Regions from separate parts of the Homo sapiens genome. Here region 1 is linked to region 2. The links are chromatin loops, found by intact Hi-C in ENCODE. Cell type or tissue: Calu3. All regions are shown on one strand.

The links. Hi-C counts contacts between places; a loop is a spot of excess contacts. Peaks named below come from ENCODE experiments on the same cell type or tissue, not always from the same donor. Only the 100,000 strongest peaks of a DNase experiment are listed, where the experiment ranks them.
Region 1: a loop joins it to region 2, with 2.7 times the contacts of the local background. A loop is called at or near these places in 11 of 110 quality-filtered maps.

What each region holds. Positions count from the first base shown.
Region 1 is chr1:151,678,983-151,683,982 of GRCh38, forward strand. It overlaps SNX27 (sorting nexin 27), which reads left to right. Exons shown (of 12, transcript NM_001330723.2): 8 at 4,374-4,463. Among named protein-coding and RNA genes, the nearest start is that of CELF3, 35 kb to the right of the region's middle. In Calu3, no CTCF peak of the experiment used is centred here; a DNase peak (open chromatin) is centred at 1,979.
Region 2 is chr1:151,591,283-151,596,282 of GRCh38, forward strand. No RefSeq gene overlaps it. Among named protein-coding and RNA genes, the nearest start is that of SNX27, 18 kb to the right of the region's middle. RefSeq lists enhancers at 2,980-3,480, 3,481-3,981 and a cis regulatory region at 4,960-5,000. In Calu3, a CTCF peak has its summit at 3,045 (motif pointing right); a DNase peak (open chromatin) is centred at 3,079.

The sequences.
Region 1 (5,000 bases), 88 kb after region 2:
CCAAAGTGCTGGGATTACAGGCATGAGCCACCGCACCTGGCCACAAACACTGTGCCTGGCAGCTGTTTTTTGATGGACTAAGTAAACAACTGTATCTTTTGAAAAGTATATTAAATTTCTCTTACTTAATTTCAATTATTTTTGTATCATATTTTGATGGTAGGAATATTTAACGAATTTCACAGTTCTAAAATGTTATCAATTATAAGATGCACCATTATTTTATGTATTGATAAGAGAAAAAAGCTGTCAGTTAAACTGATACATCATTGATTGTAAGATACATCCCAATTTCAGAAATGTTAAAATATGAAATAATGTATTCATTTAAATTGATGAGATATTATATGTTAGTTGCTAATGGTAATAATGAACCTTTTCCTTAAAAATTAATAAGGTAGAAATTAATCATTTATATTTAAATTCTGGCTAAACCTAGCAAAGTGTACACACATTTAAGCTGCTGTTTCCTGAAAGCTCACAAAAGTAGCAGTATTGGAATTTTAAAAAGCGTAAACTTGCAAGGACAAAGAGAACAAGGGAGGATACCACAGCAAATGACAACCGTTGACAGTTTTTAGAAAATGAATGTCTAAGTAAAAGAGTTTTGATATTTGGTTATTGTGGAGGAAAAATTGGTGATAGGTACATGGGAAGTTACAAACAAAAACACGAGGCATTTAACCTCAGAGGAAATAAAAAATTTTGCAAGAAAGGAAGTCATAGCATAGTATATAGCTTAGTTGTGAATAGTGTTTACATATTTATAATAATGCAGTTATTGAGTATTTAATTTTTTATTGAGAAGTTGGGGGAAGAGGAAGTGGGAGTGTTTGGGTGCTACAAGAGAGTTAAAACCAAATATTTTCAACACAGTAAGTCAACAGTGTCTAAAATTGGTAAGTCAAGAATTGTCAATGTAAGCATGCCATTTAGAATTATGGAGGGATTATCACAAGAAATTGCTTAAAGTGCCTAAAAGTAGTTGCTTTTGTGGAATGACGCTCTGGGATCAGAGGCTGCTGTTTTTATTAGGAGCCTTTTAGTACTATATGTTTTGTTTTTTTAAATTATATACATCTTTTACTTTAATTAAAAAAATTTAAGAAGAAAAGGAAACTAGGGTGGTGATATTTATGTTTTCCACTTAGTCAGTCAAGCAGTGTAATCTTTTTTTTTTTTTTTTTGAGACAGAGTCTTGCTCTGTCTCCCAGGCTGGAGTGCAGTGGCATGATCTGGGCTCACGGAGATGTAACCTCCGTCTTCCGGGTTCAAGTGATTCTCTTACCTCAGACTCCCGAGTTGCTGGGATTACCTGCTCCCTCCTCCACATCCGGCTAATTTTTGTATTTTAGTAGAAATGGGGTTTCAACATGTTGGCCAGGCTGGTCTTGAACTCCTGACCTCAAGTGATCCTCCCGCCTCCACCTCCCAAAATGATGGGATTGCAGGCGTGAGCTACCACACCTGGGTAAGCAATTTCTTGATTAGAAATGAAAGAAGACCATTTTTACTGCCCCATGTGTAAAAGAGCTCACTTGGAATTGCTGGAGTAGATAATCACTGTGACCCACCTCTGCCTTGGGAAAGTGTTCATCAAATATTAGTACTGTTGTGAGTCAGACATAGTTCTAGGCGTTAGGGGTAAAAACAAAACAGAAAGACAGTATTCTTATATTCTTATTCTCATCGAAACAATACAGAAATAAAGAAAAATAGTTGTAAAGCCTTTTCCCTGAGCTAAATAACACTGTAAGTTTCTTTGGAAACTGGATAGACCAGTATTGTTTATTTATTTCCCCCCTCTACTTCTCTGCTGGCTTTTCAATAATTGGTTTAAATTTGGCTGGAGCAGTACAGTGTTTTGGTGATGAAGAGGAAAGTGTTCAGGATCTTCAGGACATTGACATTGCATCGTGGTTCTTCTTGAACATCCCCTCTGTGGCTATAATCCTCGGTGCCTAAGTGAGCCTTCACTTGTATGGCCAGGTTGGGGAGAGACTGGCATAATCTTTCTATTAGTCACTTCCTGGCAGGACATTCATATCCTTGTACGGTTCTTAGAAGAACTTAATAGCTAAATGATACTAATAATAGCTACTGATATATACTTTACAAAACTCTTAACATCTGTCATCTTTTTCTTGTACATCTATGAGATATTCCAGTTTTACACAGTGAAAGGGTTTACATGACTTATGCAAGTACACATTGGTAGGTGACAGAACTAGAAGTTGAATTAGTCTCTCAATCTTTTTTTTTTTTTTTTTTTTTTTTGCGATGGAGTCTTGCTCTGTCACCCAGGCTGGAGTGCAGTGGTGCTATCTCGGCTCACTGCAAGTTCCGCCTCCTGGGTTCACGCCATTCTCCTGCCTCAGCCTCCTGAGAAGCTGGGACTACAGGCGCCTGCCACCTCTCCCCGGCTAATTTTTTGTATTTTTAGTAGAGACAGGGTTTCACCATGTTAGCCAGGATGGTCTCGATCTCCTGACCTCGTGATCCACCCGCCTTGGCCTCCCAAAGTGCTGAGATTACAGGCATGAGCCACCGCGCCTGGCCCTCTTGACTTAATCTTGAACTCATTTGCCTATCCAACTATCTTTCCTTAAAATACTCTGGGAAATGCTTTCCACCTTGAGTACCAAACATCATTGATCTTCCTTATTTCATTCTCTCTTCAGGTTAATTCATGTGGCTTTCAAACACAAATCAAACTTTCTTTAATAAAGAAGGAGCCATTTCTTATTGCTTATTTTAGCTCCCTGTTGTTTATTTCCTTAAGTCTAAATTCCTGTGCCTACTTTTTAGGATTTTTCATAATCTAGTGTTAGTCTGCCTATCCAGCATTATCTTTAATTGTCTCCTGTTCCCTTATTTAAATCAGGCAAATCTGTTTTCTCAAAGTATTTAAGCACAGACTCATTCCTGTTTCCTATCTTTAGCTTATAGTTTCTCTTCTTCATTCTGTTCTTTGGGGATCCACCTAAGGCTTCCCTGATAACTGTAATTATCAATAAGTGCTTCCATTCTGACTGCCTATATCACTGTCTGTACCATACATGTTTGCTATTTCATTGTAATGCAGCATTATATACTGTCTTTCAGTGCTCTCTAATTGTTTACACATGTATAAAATAACTGGAATTTAAGTCCTCTGACACGAGAAACCAGATCTCTCACATATACCTAAAAGAATGCTTGAGCGCTTGCCAGATATTCTTTAAATGCTAGTTATTCCAATAAGTATACCTGTTACTGGATGTGTTAGTCCATTTTCACACTGCTATAAAGACACTACCTGAGATTAGGTAATTTATAAAGAAAGGAAGGTTTTTTTTTGTTTGTTTGTGCTTTTTTGAGATGGAGTCTCGCACTGTCACCTGGGCTGGAGTGCAGTGGCATGATCTCAGCTCACTGCAACCTCTGCCTCCTGGGTTCAAGCGATTGTCCTGCCTCAGCCTCCCGAGTAGCTGGGATTACAGTTGCCTGCCACCATGCCCAGCTAATTTTTTGTATTTTTAGTAGAGACGGGGTTTCATCATGTTGGCCAGGCTGGTCTCGAACTCCTGACCTTGTGATTCACCCGCCTCAGCCTCCCAAAGTGCAAGAAAGGAAGTTTAATTGACTCACAGTTTCGCATGGCTTGGGAAAGCCTCAGGAAACTTACAATCATGGCATAAGGTGAAAGGGAAGCAAGCACCTTCTTCACAAGGTGACGAGAGAGAGAGCACATGCAGGGGGAACTGCTGTTTTTAAAACTATCAGATCTAGGCCAGGTGCGGTGTCTCATGCCTGTAATCCCAGCACTTTGGGAGGTCGAGGCGGGCAGATCACTTGAGGTCAAGAGTTGGAGACTAGGCTGGCCAATGTAGTGAAGCCCCATCTCTATTAAAAATACAAAAATTAGCTGGGCGTGATGGCTCATGCCTGTAGTCCCAGCTACTCTGGAGGCTGAGGCAAGAGAATCGCTTGAACCTGGGAGGCGGAGGTTTCAGTGAGTCGAGATTGTGCCACTGCACTCCAGCCTGGGTGACAGAGCCAGACTCTGTCTCAAAACAAACAAAAAAACCCCATCAGATCTTGTGAGAACTCCCTCACTATCATGAGACCAGCATGGGGAAACCAGACCATGATCCAGTCACCTCCCACCGGGTCCCTCCCTCGACATATGGGGACTACAATTTGAGATGAGATTTGAGTGGAGGCACAGAGCCAGACCATATCCCTGGACATGTGGCAGAGTTCACTGGTAATGATGGTGGTCCAAGTGGATAAGAGATTTTCTGAAAATGCGTCTGTGTCTGTTTTCATCGAGAATGTACATAATAATGATTTTTACACTCCTTTCTGCTCTACTTCTGTTTTGGTGATAGGCAGTCGATGATGTGAAGAAAGGTTACATCAAAGCAGAAGAAAAGTCCTATCAATTACAGAAGCTATACGAACAAAGAAAAATGGTCATGGTAAGTTTATGTCCCCATAATCCCTTTAAAAATGCCCCTTCCTACCTTTAAAACCTATAGTCCTAGTCATTTTTGAAAGGATTACAACCTGGTTAGTGGCTTAACTAATTTTAAAAAAGGAGGGGAATAGGGACCTTGATGCAAAGTCCATTGTGTTTCTCCATTTAACACACAAAGATCTTGAATTACTGTGTATTAGTACATAATTTTATTATTATTTTGGGGGGTGGGGTGGGGGAGGGACAGAGTCTTGCTCTGTTGCCCAGGCTGAAGTGCAGTGTCGCGATCTAGGCTCACTGCAACCTTTGCCTCCTGGGTTCAAGCGATTCTCCTGCCTCAGCTTCCCGAGTAGCTGGGACTACAGGCATGTGCCACCACACCCAGCTAATTTTTGTATTTGTAGTAGAGACAGGGTTTTGCCATGTTGGCCAGGCTGGTCTCGAACTCTTGACCTCAGGTGATCCACCTGCCTCGACCTCCCAAAGTGCTGGGATTACAGGACTGAGCCACTGAGCCTGGCCCATAATTTTATTATTA
Region 2 (5,000 bases):
TATTACCCTGTTGTAGGATGTCATAATGTACTGTCTTCCATTATAATTCGGACTTTGCATGTGTTTGTTTCCCCAGAGAGACTGCAAGCTTTTAAAGGTCAGGGATATCTCTAATTCCACAGTGCCTAGCCCTAATAGTGCCACAAAGTAGATGGTTAATACGTGCTTACTGATTTAGAACAAGTTTATTCAATCAAGCCATCCTGGGCCGCGTCAGGATGGCTTTGAATGTGGCCCAATGCAAATTTGTAAACTTTCTTAAAACATTGAGATTCTTTTGCAGTTTTTTTTAAGCTCATTGTCTATTGTTAGTGTTAGTGTATTTTATGTGTAGTCCAAGATAATTCTTCTTCTTCCATTGTGGCCCAGGGAAGTCAAAAGATTGAACAGCCCTGATTTAGAAGAAACCTGTATTTTTTTCATCATAAAGAGGCATTTCTGTTTGTTTTTTTTTTTAAATTATTGTTTTCATTTTCTTTCTTAGTTGGCCCTAGGGAATGAGGAAGAGACAGATTCTGGGACCAATATCCTCCTTACGGGAGAGTCAAATGCCAGCTATTATCATTGCCATCAGCAATAAATAATCTTATTCATGCATTCATTCACTTGTTCTTGTATTCAGTCATTCAACAATAGGGGAATAGTGTAGCATAGAGTTTAAGGAGTTAGCATGGGCTTTGGATCTTGCTCATAATCTTAGATATGTTACTGGCCATACTAGTTTGGAAAAGTTATTTAAGCTCTCTAAGCCTTAATTTCCTAATCTATAAAACCAAAATAATAATGCCTATCTAATAAGAACATTTACCAAGTGCTTACATGCACTGTCATTTAATCCCCATTTTACAGATGAGGGATTGAGACATAGTAAGTCACTTGTCCAAGGATGCACAGGTAGAAAGTGTCAAACCAGTTCTAGGTCATAGGTGATTCGATTCCAGAGCACTTGTGCTTAGTGCCATGCCTGACAATCTCATGGGTGTGGCAGTGGCCAGCACAAAGCCATATGAGGGGATCCTATGTGGCACGTTTGGCATGTAGCACATGCTAAATATGTTAATAATTGTCAATAAGTATTTTTTGGCCCAGCACAGTGGCTCATGCCTATAATCCCAACATTTTGGGAGGCCGAGGCGGGCATTTTACCTGAGGTCAGGAGTTCAAGACCAGCCTGGCCAACATGGTGAAACCCCATCTCTTCCAAAAATACAAAAATTAGCTGGGTGTGGTGGCATGTGCCTGTAATCCCAGTTACTCAGGAGGCTAAGGCAGGAGAATTGCTTGAACCTGGGAGGCAGAGGTTGCAGTGAACTGAGATCACGCCATCGCACTCCAGCCTGGGCAACAAGAGTGAAACTCCATCTCAAAAACAAATAATAAATAAATAATAACTAAATAAATAATTTTTTTTAGCATTCAATGTCAGAGAAGATATAGGGCATGGCTTTGAGGATGTGAAGAGGAAAAGATACACAGACTCTGCTCTCAAGTTGCCACCAGTCTAGTAGTGCCACCAGACACTGGTGTAAACCAAAAATAAAAATCTAAGCCTCCCCAACTATCTGAATGGACCCGTCTTCTCAGCCAAGGGCATTCCAAAGTTAACCTGAAAAACTAGTTCAGGTCCTGATTAGAAGCAGGAGCTGGACATACCTCATCATAACCCTCATCCCTTTTGGAATTACTGATGGAACAGACTCTTTAAGTCTGATAAGAAACATTTACAATCTATTGTTTCTGAAGCCTGCTACCTGGAGGCTTCATCTGTATGATAGAAGGTTGGTCTCACAATCCCTTATCTTGACTCAGATATTCCTTTCTATTGATTCTAATTCTATTGATTCCTGACATAGCACTCAGGAGATCCTGAGAACATGTGCCCAAGGTGGTCAGGCCACAACTTGGTTTTACACATTTTAGGGAGACATAAGGCATCAATCAGTACATGTAAGGATGTACATCGGTTTAGTAAAGAAAGGTGGGACAACTGGAAGGGGGTTGGGGGAGCTTCCAGGTCATAGGTAGATTCAAAGCTTTTCTGACTGGCAATTGGTTGAAAGAGTTAAGTTACTGTCTAAAGACTTGGAATCAGCTGGGTGCTTACATGTACTGATTGATGCCTTATGTCTCCCTAAAATGTGTAAAACCAAGTTGTGGCCTGACCACTTTGGGCACATGTTCTCAGGATCTCCTGAGTGCTATGTCACAGGCCATTGGTCCCTCATATTTGACTCAGAATAAATCTCTTCAAATATTCTATAGTTTGTCTCTTTTCATTGACACTTGTATGCCAAGAGGCAGACAATCATAAACTACCACTGCTAAAAGAAACCTTAGAAAGCATCCGATCCAACTCCCTCATTTGACAGATGAGTAAACCGAGGCCCAATGGCGGGGGTGGGGGAGTGAATTACTTTAGGTTGAAATTTGGACAAAAATCTAGATCTACACTGGAGTGCAGTGTCCTTGACCTAAGGAAAGTTCAAAAAGCGGCAGAGAGATGGTCCCTATCCGAGGCCTGCGTGCACTTACAAAGTAGCTTCCTGGGGAAGCAGAAGCGGTTTGGGGAGGGGGCGGGCCAGGGGAGTGGCTGACGGGGAGAGCTCAGCCTTTAGCCAGACCCTCCGGGATCCCCTGGGATCACTTGGCTCACTCGAGTACACAACCCTTTTGCATCTTGTGTACTTCTAAATTTCAAATGGTGACTTCCTCTCCCTTCCCTGTCTTTTAATAAGGGTGTGGGGTAGCGGGGAGATTCTATTCCTGTCTACTTCTCTAACTGTTGCAGGTTCTTAGCTGAAGGACCCAATCTCTCTGATCCTCAGGCTCCTTCAAAACAAAACAAAACAAAACAAAACAAAACAAAACAAAACAAAACGAGAAACCAGAAAAGTAGGGGATGGACTAAGTTCCCTTTTAGCTCTAAAATTCCATGGGTCTTCGGAGGGGAAGACAATGCTTTCAGAGCACGTTTAGCCGGTGAACCTGAAAACGAGGATTTTTTTCATTTGCGAAGTGGAGGTACTCCTGCGCGCCCAGGATGCAGCCACTAGAGGGCAGCAAGTCTTCCAGCACCTGTGCAGGTGGCCGCCGCCGGGCCCCACAGGAAGACAAGCAAGTTGTCTCTTCAGACCTGCCTGGGTCTCTGTAGTTTTCATGTTGTAAATCCTAAACTCAGTTCTTTAGCAAAGAGCAGCCAGCCAAATTAGGATGAGATGAGGGAGCCATTTTGTAAATTAGGCCTAGCACCAGAAGGATAAAAAAAGAGGCCTAAAAAGATACTGGATTCTAGGAAAGCAAATATTTTATGAAAAATTGAAAATGTGTCCGTGTCCTAGTTTAGTCTGCCTTACAGCTCACATCATCAGAGGCAGAGTTTTGAGAAGAACTGGGAGCATTTTAGGCCGGCTGCAGTGGCTCACACCTGTAATCCCAGCACTTTGGGAGGCCGAGGTGGGCGGATCACTTGAGGTCAGGAGTTCAAGACCAGCTTGGGCAACATGGCAAAACCCTGTCTCTACTAAAAATACAAAAAAATTAGCCGGGCATGATGGTGCATGCCTGTAGTCCCAGCTACTTGGGGGGCTGAGGTGGGAGGATCGCTTGAGTCCAGGAGGTTGAGGCTGCAGTGGGCTGAGATCGTGCCACAGCACTCCAGCCTGAGTGACAAAGTTAAACCTTGTCTCAAAACAAACAAACAAACAGACAGACAAAAACAAAAAACAAAAAACAAAACCCAAAAAACAGAAAAGAACTGGGAGCATTTTAAGACTGGTAAAAATTTTGGTAGACTGAAAGGTGATTGAAAAAAAACTAATTTGTAAGGCTCATGTGTTAGACCAGCTTTTCCTAGAGTTCCTTGGGAAGTTTCAGTTCATTTTGCTCATGCTTGTTTGTTTGTTTGTTTGTTTATCTTTGAGACAGAATCTCACTGTGTTGCCCAGACTGGAGTGCAGTGGCGCGATCTTGGCTCACTGCAACCTCCGCCTCCTGGGTTTAAGTGATTCTCCTGCCTCAGCCTCCTGGGTAGCTGGGATTACAGGCACGTGCCACCATGCCTGGCTAATTTTTGTATTTTTAGTAGAGATGGGGTTTCACCACGTTGGTCAGGCTGGTCTCCAACTCCTGACCTCATGATCCACCCACCTCAGCCTCCCAAAGTGCTGAGATTACAGGCATGAGCCACCGCGCCCGGCCTGCTCATGTTTAATAAGCCCTTACTCAGGAAGAATTGGTTCTGGAAGTTTCCAGAAAGTCCACCAAACCATACACTTATTTTTTTTTTTTCTGGAGAGGATGAAATAACCAGAATTATTACATATCCACTGAATAAAAGAGCACCAACCTGGGCTCCTTAAGGGGATAAAAGGAAGGACAGGACAGGTACGGTGGCTCACACCTATAATCCCAGCACTTTCGGAGGCTGAGGCAGATCACTTGAGGTCAGGAGTTCGAGATCAGCCTGGCCAAAATGGCAAAACCTCATCTCTACTAAAAATACAAGAATTAGCCGGGCGTGGTGGTGCATGCCTGAATCCCAGCTACTTGGGAGGCTGAGGCAGGAGAATCGCTTGAACCTGGGAGACGGAGTTTGCAGTGAGCCGAGATGGCACCACTGCACTCCAGCCTGGATGACAGAGGGAGACTCTGTCTCAAAAAAAAAAAAAAAAGGTAGGACAGGAAGCTCAGTGAGGGTGGCAAGGAGGGCTGGGTGCTGGCCTGGCTCATCCTACCATGATGAGGTCAAGTGGCCCCTTCACCTCTCTGAGTCTCGGTTCCCTCCTCTGTCAAATGGCAGGTTCTTCAGAGCTCCAATCAGCAATAATGACATTTCAAATCAACGCAGCTTCCCAAAAGATTCCAGATGACCTGTCCAATGGCCTTTCCAAATGTAGAAGGCCTGGATCCCTTGAGAAGACAGTTCTCACTAGCAGATTATAATCTTGTAGAAGATCTAGAACACTCATGGAACAAAGAGTTAAGGATATCATCTTCATCTA